Regions from separate parts of the Homo sapiens genome. Here all the other regions are linked to region 1. Evidence: chromatin contacts called from ENCODE Hi-C or POLR2A ChIA-PET data. All regions are on one chromosome and are shown on one strand. Each heading gives the region's core, a stretch centred on a gene start or an enhancer-like site at or near the end of the contact. The rest is flanking DNA. Distances are from core to core; before and after follow the strand shown. Region 1 holds the start of MRPS34 (mitochondrial ribosomal protein S34). Region 2 holds the start of ZSCAN10 (zinc finger and SCAN domain containing 10). Region 3 holds the start of RAB40C (RAB40C, member RAS oncogene family). Region 4 holds the start of JMJD8 (jumonji domain containing 8).

The links. A loop is a pair of places that touch in the nucleus more often than their neighbours do. ChIA-PET counts read pairs that join two places held with the same protein, here RNA polymerase II (POLR2A). Pooled maps may share reads with other maps.
Region 2: a pooled map shows a loop between it and region 1 (4-fold over the local background). The contact joins the promoter of ZSCAN10 here to the promoter of MRPS34 in region 1. A Hi-C loop is called at or near these places in 1 of 50 pooled maps.
Region 3: a loop to region 1 is called in a pooled map, with 8 times the contacts of the local background. The contact joins the promoter of RAB40C here to the promoter of MRPS34 in region 1. A Hi-C loop is called at or near these places in 1 of 168 maps with a recorded cell type or tissue (naive thymus-derived CD4-positive, alpha-beta T cell), 2 of 37 single-sample maps with no recorded cell type and 12 of 50 pooled maps. POLR2A ChIA-PET finds 5 or more read pairs at or near these places in 3 of 52 experiments (AG04450, MCF 10A and naive thymus-derived CD8-positive, alpha-beta T cell).
Region 4: a loop to region 1 is called in a map of Panc1, with 12 times the contacts of the local background. The contact joins the promoter of JMJD8 here to the promoter of MRPS34 in region 1. A Hi-C loop is called at or near these places in 2 of 168 maps with a recorded cell type or tissue (Panc1 and sigmoid colon), 2 of 37 single-sample maps with no recorded cell type and 19 of 50 pooled maps. POLR2A ChIA-PET finds 5 or more read pairs at or near these places in 1 of 52 experiments (CD4-positive, alpha-beta T cell).

The regions. Positions count from the first base shown.
Region 1 is chr16:1,771,693-1,774,499 of GRCh38, forward strand. It overlaps MRPS34 (mitochondrial ribosomal protein S34), which reads right to left and starts at 1,442. Exons shown (of 3, transcript NM_023936.2): 1 at 1,107-1,442; 2 at 912-954; 3 at 203-821. The coding sequence starts at 1,427. The coding sequence ends at 529. EME2 (essential meiotic structure-specific endonuclease subunit 2) reads left to right here and starts at 1,118. Exons shown (of 8, transcript NM_001257370.2): 1 at 1,118-1,782; 2 at 2,013-2,149; 3 at 2,568-2,660. The coding sequence starts at 1,536. RefSeq lists silencers at 1,057-1,196, 1,557-1,656, 1,687-1,996, 2,007-2,116, 2,127-2,186 and 1 more and enhancers at 487-576, 1,367-1,506, 2,364-2,807.
Region 2 is chr16:3,097,854-3,100,660 of GRCh38, forward strand. It overlaps ZSCAN10 (zinc finger and SCAN domain containing 10), which reads right to left and starts at 1,441. Exons shown (of 6, transcript NM_032805.3): 1 at 1,337-1,441. RefSeq lists an enhancer at 2,194-2,243 and a silencer at 2,404-2,463.
Region 3 is chr16:588,739-591,545 of GRCh38, forward strand. RAB40C (RAB40C, member RAS oncogene family) reads left to right here and starts at 1,328. Exons shown (of 6, transcript NM_021168.5): 1 at 1,328-1,695. The coding sequence starts at 1,554. RefSeq lists an enhancer at 1-844 and silencers at 189-498, 819-878, 889-938, 1,009-1,128, 1,219-1,538.
Region 4 is chr16:682,932-685,583 of GRCh38, forward strand. JMJD8 (jumonji domain containing 8) reads right to left here and starts at 1,403. Exons shown (of 9, transcript NM_001005920.4): 1 at 1,303-1,403; 2 at 1,135-1,224; 3 at 930-978; 4 at 754-850; 5 at 599-667; 6 at 391-510; 7 at 236-303; 8 at 22-156. The coding sequence starts at 1,388. It overlaps WDR24 (WD repeat domain 24), which reads right to left. Exons shown (of 9, transcript NM_032259.4): 7 at 2,326-2,652; 8 at 2,061-2,245; 9 at 1,691-1,971. The coding sequence ends at 1,803. RefSeq lists a silencer at 1,073-1,382 and an enhancer at 1,783-1,832.

The sequences.
Region 1 (2,807 bases), core at 192-2,691:
CGGAGGCCAAGTCTCCTCCAGCAGCTCGGACACTAACTGTATCCCCCACAACCCGCCCAGGTGGTTCCACCCACGCGGCGCCCTGCTCCGCACCGCCCGAACCCCGCCCCCCCCGCGCCCCCCCGGCCAGGGCCACGACCACAGCGTCAGCCCTTCTCTCCCCGGTCCTAAAGACAGAGCGCAAAGACACCACGACCCTGGGTACTTCTTTTCTCTTTATTCCCTTTCATAGCTTCTGCCGGGATCCAGGCAGAGAGAGCACTAATGGGGGAAAGGGAGCGAGCGCTTCCCGCTTTCCCCAGCGTGGGCCCTCGGAGTTGGGTGTGGGGGCAGCAGGGCCAGAGGAAAGGCACAGGTGGCGATTTGCCCCAGCCCTCCCCCCTAAGATGCAGACCCTCAGAACACGTCGCGGAAGGTGAGCTCCCTGCTCCGAGAGGCAGACTCGGGTGTAACGCAAAGACGGTTTCTTTCATCAATAAGGTCCCCACTGCCTCACAGCCCCTAAGGCCACCCGCTGGTTCTGGCATTCTAGACGGGGGTGCCCTTGGCCCTTCCTTTGTCTTCCTGTTTTGCAGGGTAATCCCAGGGTTCCATGCGTATCCTCTGCACATTCAGCATGGGCTCCTCGGTGCTTGTGTCTCCATTTTTCTGTCGTTCTGCGATAATCATGGCCCGGAGGAGAGGCGGGTACGGCACGGAGGCCAGGCTGTCTTCCGGCGCCGGCGTGAACGCGGTGAAGGCCTCCTCCTCGTGCTTGGGCACCAGCCGCCAGTCATGGTACATGACGTGTTCGATCTCCCGCGCCTCGCTCTCAGTCTTCCCTGATGAAGAAAAAGAGGCGTCTGCACACACTTGCTGTGCCGTCGGCGGTCGGCATCGAACTGCCGGGCACCCGCTCTCCCGAGCCTTACCTTTGAAGGTCAGGATGCCCCAGGCCTTCCCGTGGTCCAAGTTCTGCAAAGCCAGAAGGAAGCGGGGTCAGCTCGCAAAGCTCTCGGCCCCCGAGGTCAGGAGGTGGGAGCCTCAGCCACGCAAACCTGCAGGGAGGAGGGGAGGCGGGGAGACCAGGCGGCTGCAGGGGCGGGGTGCGGACGGGGTGCACGCACCTGCGCCGTGTAGTCGGGCCGCACCCGCGTGAGGCGCCAGTAGCACGGCTCGTCGTGCTGCCACAGCCAGGACTTGCGCGTGACCAGGCGGCCCAGGCCGAAGAGCGGGAGGCGGCCGAGCAGCTGCAAGAGGCGGCTCTCGCGGCGCACGTCGGCCCAGGCCCGGACCGGCAGCCGGCGTCCAGAGAACGGCCGCGTCAAGGTCTCGTAGTCCACCGCGTAGAGCTGGGAGTCGCGCGGCCTGTTCAGTTGCTCCCGCAGGGCGCGCACGCGGCGGGCCAGCTCCGCGATCAGCCGCGGACGCACCTTCTTCCGCGCCATGGCGGGTCCGCGTCCTCAGCGGTCCGGCCGGAAGTCACCGGAAGAGGCCGGTGTCCCAGGCTAAAGTGTTCGGTCGCGGCCGGAAGCGAGGAAGAGGTCGGTCCGGCCATGGCGCGGGTTGGACCCGGGAGGGCGGGGGTCTCTTGCCAGGGCCGGGGCCGGGGACGGGGCGGGAGCGGTCAGCGGCGACCTCCAACCTGGGAGATCTCAGACTCCGACGCTGAGGACTCCGCCGGCTCGGAGGCCGCCGCGAGAGCCCGGGACCCAGCGGGTGAGCGCAGGGCGGCTGCCGAGGCGTTGCGGCTGCTGCGGCCGGAGCAGGTCCTGAAGCGCCTCGCGGTGTGCGTGGACACAGGTGCGGCGGAGGGCACGGGCGATACTCGGGGTAGGAAAGGCCTTTCTCCGCCAGGCGGCGCCCTCTGTCCGACTGGGCGGGGCGCGCGTGCCGAGGGGCCTGGGGCCGGGCCCGCCTCCCAGTCGGGGGTTTGTGCCGAATGGAGACTCCCCGGTCCGGCCACCCGCCCAGGTAGGGCGCTCGCGAGGGTGGAAGGAAGCAGTGACCGCGCTCCTCTCCCCCGGTCCCAGCCATCCTGGAAGACGCCGGTGCCGACGTCCTGATGGAGGCCCTGGAGGCCCTGGGCTGCGAGTGCCGCATCGAGCCCCAGCGCCCGGCCCGCAGCCTGCGGTGGACCCGAGCGAGTCCCGACCCCTGCCCCCGCAGCGTGAGTGGTCGCGGGTTCCCGAGGGCCAGCCGCGAGTTGGCTGTTTTGCTTCCATGATTTCAGCCCTGGAGCTGTCCCTGAGGCAGCTGCCCTGGGCCGTGCGCGTCTCGCGGATGGGTAAAGCAAGGATGGAGAACGGGAAGTGGAGGTGCCCAAGCCGTTCTGCTGGTATAGAGCCGAGCTGGCTGGAGAAGGTTCCGTCTCGATTCAGGCTGTGGTCTGGATTCCTGCCAGCCACAGAGACCTGGCCTGAGCTTGGCCTTGGCAGGAAAGGGAACACTGGGCTTCTGTAGAGCAGGCCTGTCAGGGCCTGGGCTTGGCTGGGGCCACGAACCGCTTTGCTGCTGGACTGCCCAGGCAGGGCCCCTGGGGCACCCGGGGTTGAGACAGGCAGCAGCGCGTCCCCATGTCCCCACAGCTGCCTCCTGAAGTGTGGGCTGCAGGTGAACAGGAATTGCTGCTGCTGCTGGAGCCCGAGGAGTTTCTGCAGGGCGTCGCCACACTGACCCAGGTGCTCGGGTGGTGGCAGTAGTCCCTCTCTAATCAGGAGGGGTGGGTTCCCAGCCGGGAGGCGCCTGCTCCGCCGGTCCCTGCCCCTGTAGACGGGGCTGGAGGGGGCATGGGGCAGGCCAGGACTCCTCTCTGATCCAAAGCCGTA
Region 2 (2,807 bases), core at 191-2,690, 1.3 Mb after region 1:
AGAAAAAGTCTGTGATAAATGATCAGAAAAATGGTGTTGTGAGGCCGGATGCGGTGGCTCATGCTTATAATCCCAGCATTTTGGGTGGCCAAGGCAGAAGGATTGCTTGAACCTGGGGGGTCAAAGCTGCAGTGAGCCATGTTCGCGCCACTGCACACCAGCCTGGATAAAAGGCGAAGACCCTGTCTCAAAAAAAAAAAAAAAAAAAAGAAAGAAAGAAAGAAAAGAAAAGAAAAGAAAAAAAAAGAGTGGGGGAGGGGGAAGAAAATGGGATTACGTTTCACTGGTTTTTAGTAGCATGCACAAAATAACAAGAAAACTAATCACTGCTCATCCATTGCCGTGCAGGAGCAGCGGGCAGGTACTGAGTGTCTGGCGATTAAGCTCATTTCATCCCAGTCCAGCCCACGCACGAAACAATCACTTCTCCCTTTGCCAAGTGCAAAGACCAAGCTTTGCACTTGGTGACATGCTCAGGGTCACACCAGGTGGAGCCAAGGTTTGCTTTAGGCTGAGAGTGTAGGTCTAGAACACAGTGCCAAAGCTCTGAAACAGAAAAGGAACTGATCTCCATCCTGCTCTGTGCCATTTTCCTAGCCTTAGCCGAAATATCACAGCATGAAACAGAAAAAAAATGAAGATTCCAAATTTCAGCTCTCAGGGCAAGCCACACAGGGAGGCCGGAATCTCCAGGTGAGATCTCTCCAAAAGGTTTCAAAGAGGTGGAATTCGAGACAAGTTGGCTTCAGAGAATCTCTCCCTCCCCCCAGATCTCCAGGACAAAAGCTCTGTTAATATGCACCTCTGTTGGGGGTGGGCTGGGTAGGGAGGCAGGCAGAGGCTCTACAGCCACCATCCAACATTTGAGCAGCTTAATTTGGAGCCCGGGGTGGAGGTGCTGCCACGAGACCCACCCAGGTCACCTGAGAGCCCAGAGTTGGGGAAGGCGGCAAAGGTGGGGTCCTCAGCCGGGAACACTCCCTTTCTCCCTGGACACAGTTGGCAGCTGCCTGATTTGTTGTTTGTTGGAGGGGCCTCCCTCCGCGTGCTGGGCTGAGTGGACAAGGCCCATCAGTCCACCTGGGAGCACGTGAAGCCAGCCTTCTTCAATGTCACAGGAAGTTCTGCGATCTCCCTCGTCCCCAACGCCCCCATCGCGACAGGTCCACCAAGCTGGCTGGCACGAGGCTCCCCAGCAGACCCTCTACATCCTCCCAAGACTCTTCCAGCCCCCACCCCAGCACCAAGGCCTGGAGCCTCCCCTGCTCTCTCCAAGCTGCTGCGAGCTCCTAGCACCCGTCCTGGCAGCCTGCACCCCGACCTCCCTCCAACTCACCACTCGGAGTCCCCACTACACAGGCAGAGATGCTGGGGGGTTTTCTGAGGACTCCAGGGCCAAAGCCAGCCTCCGCCAGCCTGGGGAAGGGCTCTGGGAAAATGGAACAGGAAGTTCCTTGCCCCAGTCCCATCCCATCCAGGTGATGAGGGGCTTCCTAGAGTTAACCCTTAAGCTCCCAGTTTGGGAGCGGGATGGGAAGAGGGCGGGGCCAGTGACATGAAGACAAAGTGAGAAATCCAGATTTCAATCCCAGCCTGTGTGAGAGTGTAACCACCTCCCAAATCAAGACTGGCCTGGTGCCCCTTGCAGGTCTGCCCGTCTTTCCTTTGGGCTAAGAGCTGCCATTTTTAAATGCCCACAGTGTGCTGGCTTCTTTGCTAGGCTTTTCATTCACGTGACTACTCTTTGCAATGGCCTCCTGTGTGCCAGGCACTGTTACAAAGCAGGGGCTAAGGACACAGAGAGAAACTGAAGGAATGAGGCCCTGCTCTCAGGGGCTTACATTCTAGGGCAAAGGAGCAGCGACGGTGCTAGGAAAAAATGGAAGAGGAGGATGTGATGGGGCAGAGTTTGCTCCATCTACACGGTCACCTAAAGTCCTCCCAAGTCCTGCCAGGTGGCTTTTGTCCCAACTTTACCGATGACGAAGCAAGGGCTCCCCGGGAGGGAAGTGACCTAACCAACAGCGTTTGGCCCCAAACTAATTCCATCCCTGTGCTTAAGGTGCCTTCTTGGGTTGTGCCCTTGGCTGCAGCTGGTGCCTTCCTGAGCGTTCTGAGCCCCCGGGGAGCCAGGACCACCTCTCAGGTGTTGGCCGTTCCCCCGGCCTAGACCCCTCGGTCCGTTGGGGCCAGGACCCTCCTGACTGGCTCATCTGACGGGTCTTTGTTTTCCTGCACTTAACACCTGAGCTCATCCTGTTCCTACTTCAGTTGTCTAGTGCTCCCTTCGTACGACGGTCTTTCTCCTTGGTCTGCTCTGCATTCCCCGCGTCCCGCGCCTCGCTCTCCCAGTCGCGGGCTCCTCCCACTCCATAGTTTGTTCAGGGGCGGGGCCAGAAAACCCCGCCCCCAGGGAAGTGGGCCTGAAGGCCAAGGGGCGGGGCGGGGTTCTGTAGGGACGGAGGGGGCGTGTCCGGGGCGGGGCGGGGTGCTGTAGCGCCGGAGCGGGTGTGGCCTTGGCGGGACCAGGCAGCCATTACAGTCTCGGAAGCGAGAGGCGTGGGGCCTGTCTCATCATGCCCGGTTCATTTTTTTTTTTTTTTTTTTTTTTGTAGAGATGGGGTTTCATCATTTTGGCCAGGCTAGTCTTGAACTCCTGAACTCAGGTGATCCACCTGCCTTGGCCTCCCAAAGTGCTGGGATTACAGGCATGAGCCACCGCACTCAGCCTCTTTAATCACCTGAGGTCAGGAGTTCAAGACTAGCCTGGACAACATGGTGAAACCCCATCTCTACTAAAAATTTTT
Region 3 (2,807 bases), core at 78-2,577, 1.2 Mb before region 1:
GACGGGCTCCGCACCCGGTCTGGAGAGGGCTGCGCTGGGTCGGCGCTGACGTTACTGCTTTTACTTACGACTGTAACAGCGCTACTGAACGCAGAGCACGTATCACAAAGCTCACCCGTTCCGAGTGAGTAACTTCACCGAGAGAGGCAGGACCATCCCCACGACGGTAGGACCTTCTCGTCACCCCAGAAAGAACCACGTGCCCACTCAACCCCCGACCCCACGCCGGGGCCCGCGGACGCAGCCGCCTCGCTCGCCCACGCACCTGCGGCAGCCGGGCCCGGCAGGGACGAGGGCTCGGCGGCGCCCCCGGGAAGAGCGCGGTCCGGGCCCTGGGTCCCCGTCCAGGAGGCGCCGCTGCCGCAGTGAGCACGTCGGGCCGGGTCTTGAGCTCGCGCCGGCCGCGCTCCCCGCGTCCCGAGCTGTGGCGGCCGCGTCCCCGGGCGGAAGGCTCACGCTCGGTGACGCCGCGCTGTCCCAGAACCTCAGCGACTTTGCAGACTCACTGGTGACCCAACGGTGCGCCCCGCCGCCGCCGGGCGGAAGTCCCGCCCCTGCCCCGGAGAGGAAGTTCCGCCTCATCGAGCGCCGATTGGCCGCACCGCCTTAGAGAGGACGCGCCCGGGGCCACCCCGCCGCTCCCTCCGAGGGTTCTGCGGAAGCAGGCGGCACAGCCTGCGAGGGGCTTTCGTTTCCCGGACTCAGCCGCATCGCCTCGGCTCGGGCGCGCCTGCATCCTGCCGCCCGTCCGCGCGTTGAAGGGGCGGATACAAACAACGTGGACTTCCGAGCCCCTGATTGGCGAGCGTGTAGGAAAGGGGCGGGGTTAGCAGAGCCGTGATGGACATGCAAGCGACCCAATGGCGCCGGCGACGGGGCGGGCGAGGACAACGGCGTTGTGGGCCGGGGGCGGGGCGGCCGGCGGCTCTGGGATTTCTCTGGGAGGCAGCCGCAGGGAAGGGAATGATCTTGGTGAACTTATAATCGAACCAATGGTTCCGGGAAAGCAGGAGGCGAGTGGCCAATGGCGACGGCGATGAGGCAGGCGTCCGCTGTCTCCGCAACGCCGTGTGGGAAAGGCGGGGGAGGGGCGGTCATGACAGACGTGCAGACAGGCCAATGGCTGAGGGAAGGAGGGCGGCGGGCGACCTCTGGTGACTACGGGAAGGCAGGGCGGGGTGGTGAAGAGGCGGTGCGACCGGAGGTCTGGCGGCGCCGTGTGGAACGCCGTGAGGGCGGGGAAGTCGTGACGGACGGGCGGGTGGGCCAATGGGCTCGGGAGGGCGGGCGAAGGGTGGCCAATGGCGGCGGCGCGGCCGGGGGTGGGGCGGCGCGGCGGCCCTGGTGGTGCGGGAAGCGGCGGGGCGGCGGCGAGGCTGAGGTGCGCCCGGGCGCGGGCGGGGCGGGGCCGGCGCTGGGCTTCGGGCGCGCCCACTCGGCCGCCGTGGGGCGGACGCAACGGGCGCAGGTGCGGGGCGCGGGCTCTCTCACGCCGCGGCCTCACCCGGCGGTGCTTCGGCAGGCGGCCGGCGCGGGGCGCAGGCGGCGCGGCCATGGGCTCGCAGGGCAGTCCGGTGAAGAGCTACGACTACCTGCTCAAGTTCCTGCTGGTGGGCGACAGCGACGTGGGCAAGGGCGAGATCCTGGAGAGCCTGCAGGACGGCGCGGCAGAGTCCCCGTACGCCTACAGTAACGGTAAGGCCCGGCCCGCGGCGCGCGCTGCTACGCGGGGCCCGAGCCCGGCGAGCTGGGCACGGAGCTCGCCCTCGGCCCGGCCCTTCCAAGCGCCGCCGAACGTTCCCAGGAACGCCTTTGCCTGGCTTCCAGACTCGGTAGCTCGGTGGCTGCGGGGTGCCCGTGCTCCAGTCCCGAGGTGACGCCGGGGGGCAGGAGGACGGACCAGAGGGACGCGCCCAGCGGGGACGGTGCCATGGACCCGGGGTCTGGGGGACGGTGTCACGGGTCCGGGATCTCAGGGGAAGGTGTCATGGGTCCGGGATCTGGAGCCCAGGGGAAGGTGTCATGGGTCCTAGAGAAGGTGTCATGGGCCTGGGGAAGGTGTCATGGGTCTAGGATCATCTGGGGTCCGAGGGAAGGTGTCATGGGCTCGGGGGAAGGTGTCGTGGGCCGGAGGGAAGGTGTCATGGGTGCAGGATCTGGGGTCTGGGAGAAGGTGTCATAGGTCCGAGGGAAGGTGTCATGGGTCCAGGATCTGGGGTCCGGGGAAAGATGTCATGGTCCCGGTAGAAGGCGTCATGGGCCAAAAGGAAGGTGTCATGGGTCTAGGATCATCTGGGGTCCGAGGAAAGGTGTCATAGATCTGGGGGAAGGCATCATGGTCCTAAGGGAAGCTGTCATGGGTCTGGGATCATCTGGGGTCCGAGGGAAGGTGTCATAGATCTGGGGAAAGGTGTCATGGGTCTGGGATCTCAGGGGAAGGTGTCATGGGCCTAAGGGAAGGTGTCATGGTCTGGGATCTCAGGGGAAGGTGTCATGGGTCTAGGATCATCTGGGGTCTGAGGGAAGGTGTCATAGATCTGGGGGAAGGCATCATGGTCCTAAGGGAAGGTGTCATGGGTCTGGGATCATCTGGGGTCCGAGGGAAGGTGTTATAGATCTGGGGAAAGGTGTCATGGGCCCGGGGAAGGTGTCACGGACCCAGGTCTGGTGGCAGGTGCTGCTGGGCTGCTCTTGGGACCCTGTCTCGAGCGTGCACAGATGACAGGTCCTTATAGGCACGCTGTTCCCCTGAGGTATTTGCTTACTGCTGAGGGAGTCAACGCTTTGTGCTAGAAGAAAATACCTCT
Region 4 (2,652 bases), core at 153-2,652, 1.1 Mb before region 1:
CCTCTCCTGCCAGCCACTGACCTCACCAGCCCGGATGGTACACTCCAGGGGCCGTGCAGACGGTGGCAGGGCTGGGTATGTGTCCCGGAGCCAGGCCAGCGTGGTCTTGTTGGGGTGGAACTCTGGCGTCTTCTCAGGTGGGTAAAGGAACCAGCGCTGGGGGCATGAGCAGCAGTGTCACCCTTGCCCGTTTTGGTCAGCGAGTCCCAAGCCTCAACCCCCACCCCGTGCTGACCTTACGACCGTAGATCACTTCTGAGTACCCGGGTCCATGCCAGTGGAAGGGCACCCCCGAGCCAGCTCCTGTGGGGTTATGAGCACCTGGTGACCAACCCATTTTGTACTCACCGACAGAAGCCTCAGTCCTTCCCAGTCCCAAGAAGCACCCACCTGCGATTCCAAAGCTGTAAGCTGGAGCGGTTCCCAGCAGGCCAAATGGGGGTGGGGAGTAGTGCCGAAAGAGAGAGGCCCACTCGGTGAAGTTGTTGTCCCCGAAGAAGTACAGGGTGTCTGCCAACAGAGACGGCGGGGACAGGGATCCTGGCACCTGGAGACTCCAAGCGTCCCCACCCCCTACCGCCGCCTAGGGCTGCCTCACCATTGCCCAGGGAGGTGGGGTCCTGGGGGTGCAGCAGCTGCTCCACATACTCCTGGAAGGGCAAGTCCACTGCAGGAAAGAGACGGGTCAGGACCGTCTGGTCCAGCCGCCCCGGTGTTGGCAAATGGGCGGGCCCCAGGGGTGAGGCCGCGTACCTTTGTGGTAGGAGTAGGTGTTGGCGGTGCTCAGCCGGACCACTCTGTCCCCAAACGAAGCCAGCAACCTGTCGCGGGAGCACAGGGCCCGGAACCTCTGCGGGGGCGGGGAGGGGACTTAGTGGCCGGGCCCAGCACGGGCGAGAGTGGCCGGGGACGGACGGGCACGCGCTCACCGAGTTGTCCGTGAGTCCCTGCAGGATGACGGGCCTGACGAAGGCGTACCTGGAAAGAAGGGCAGAGTCGCGGCCAGGCCGGACCGCCAGCCTCGCCGCCCCAGCCCCACGCGTGCGCGCGAGGTCAGGGGAAGGCGGCCTTGGGCGGTCGGGGCAGACGGGCCGGTGAACAGGACGCGACCTCCGCGATCAGGGGCGCACGTACTGCTGCACGAACTCCGCGTAGGTGAGGTCGGCCCGACGCTCCACCGTGCAGCGCTCCTCCTCCGCCACGGCCCCCGGCCCGCCCGGGCGCCTGCGGGCACAGCTGGGTCAGCCCGCGCCCCGCCCGCCGCACGTGACCCCACCGCCCGGCCCCTCCCGGGCCGCTCACCACCCGCCGTCGCCCTCCGCCCCGGAGCCGGGTAGAGCCACAGCCGCCAGCGCCCAGAGCGCGAGCAACCGCGACGCCGGCGCCATGAGCCTGCCGCCCTCAGGCAGCCGCGCTGCACGCCGGGAACCTTGGGCCCATCCGCCAGCCATTGGCCGGCAGCTTCGTCGTCGTGGCAACGGCCGGGAACCGGGACGGACCCCGGAAGTGACCTCCTTTGGCCCGCCCCGGAAGAGGCCTCTACGGGAGGCACTGGGAAGGCCGCCCCGAGAGCGACTATGGGCGCCGCCGGTTACCATGGCGACAACCCCGCCGAAAGCCCCCGCCCGCCAGCTGCCCCGCGGGCCTACGGCGAGCCCGCCGCGCTATGGGGTGACACGCAGTGCCGACAGCGGCTCTACTTCCTTTATTGAGGTCTCAAGTTCCAGCCTCCGCCCGTCTCGGGCACAAGACCAGGCGGGGTTCTGCACGCGGCCGCCCGGGCAAGCCCAGCAGATGCCCCGTCAGGAGTACTCGCAGAGGTGGCCGCAGCCTGCGGGACAGTGGGAGCTGCCTTCCAGCCACTTCATGATGTGCTGCAGGTGGCCGCCGTGGCTGCAGCCCTGGCACCACACGAAGAGACCCTTGACTACGTGGTGGCAGACGGCACACATGCTGGCGCAGCGGTGGCACCTGGGGGCGGGCGGGAGGGAGGGTGCCTCAGCGGGGGCTGCTGCGCTGCCTGCAGGCCCCTGCCCCACCTCCCGACCCCACTGCCCCACCTGTCGCAGACCCAGCCCCGGCTGCTCATGGGCCGCTTGCAGTGGCTGCAGTTGACGTGCAGGGTGGTGGAGGCCTGGTTGAGGCAGCTGACGGCGCGGCTGGTGCTCAGCTTGACCACCTCGTTGGACACGTTCCAGAGGCGGAAGCGCTGCAGCAGGTCGATGTAGGAAGTGTACCAGTGCTCCTGGGGGAGGGAGCGCCCGGCAGTCAGGATCTGGGTGCCAGGGGCGGCGCTGCAGGGGGGAGGCCCCGCCCACCACACACCTGGGTCTGCTCGTCGATGTCCTTGCGCACCCGTTCACCCAGGACGATGAGCACAGACACAGCCATCTGCACGTCGCCCTGCTCAGCGTAGAAGTGCAGCATGTCGCGCACCAGCACGCCGAAGAAGTCGGGCGGCAGGCGGCTGTCGTAGAGCGCGTGTGAGACAGACAGGAGCGAGAAGGAGGAGTCCACGGGGGCCAGGGAGGCCACATCCGCCTCGCTGCCGCTCACGTGCGGGGAGTCGGCCTTGTCCTGCAGGTGCTCGGGCCCGGGAGGCGTGTCCACGATCTCGTGGCGCAGCGGAAAGGCCTCCTGCGGCAGCACGCA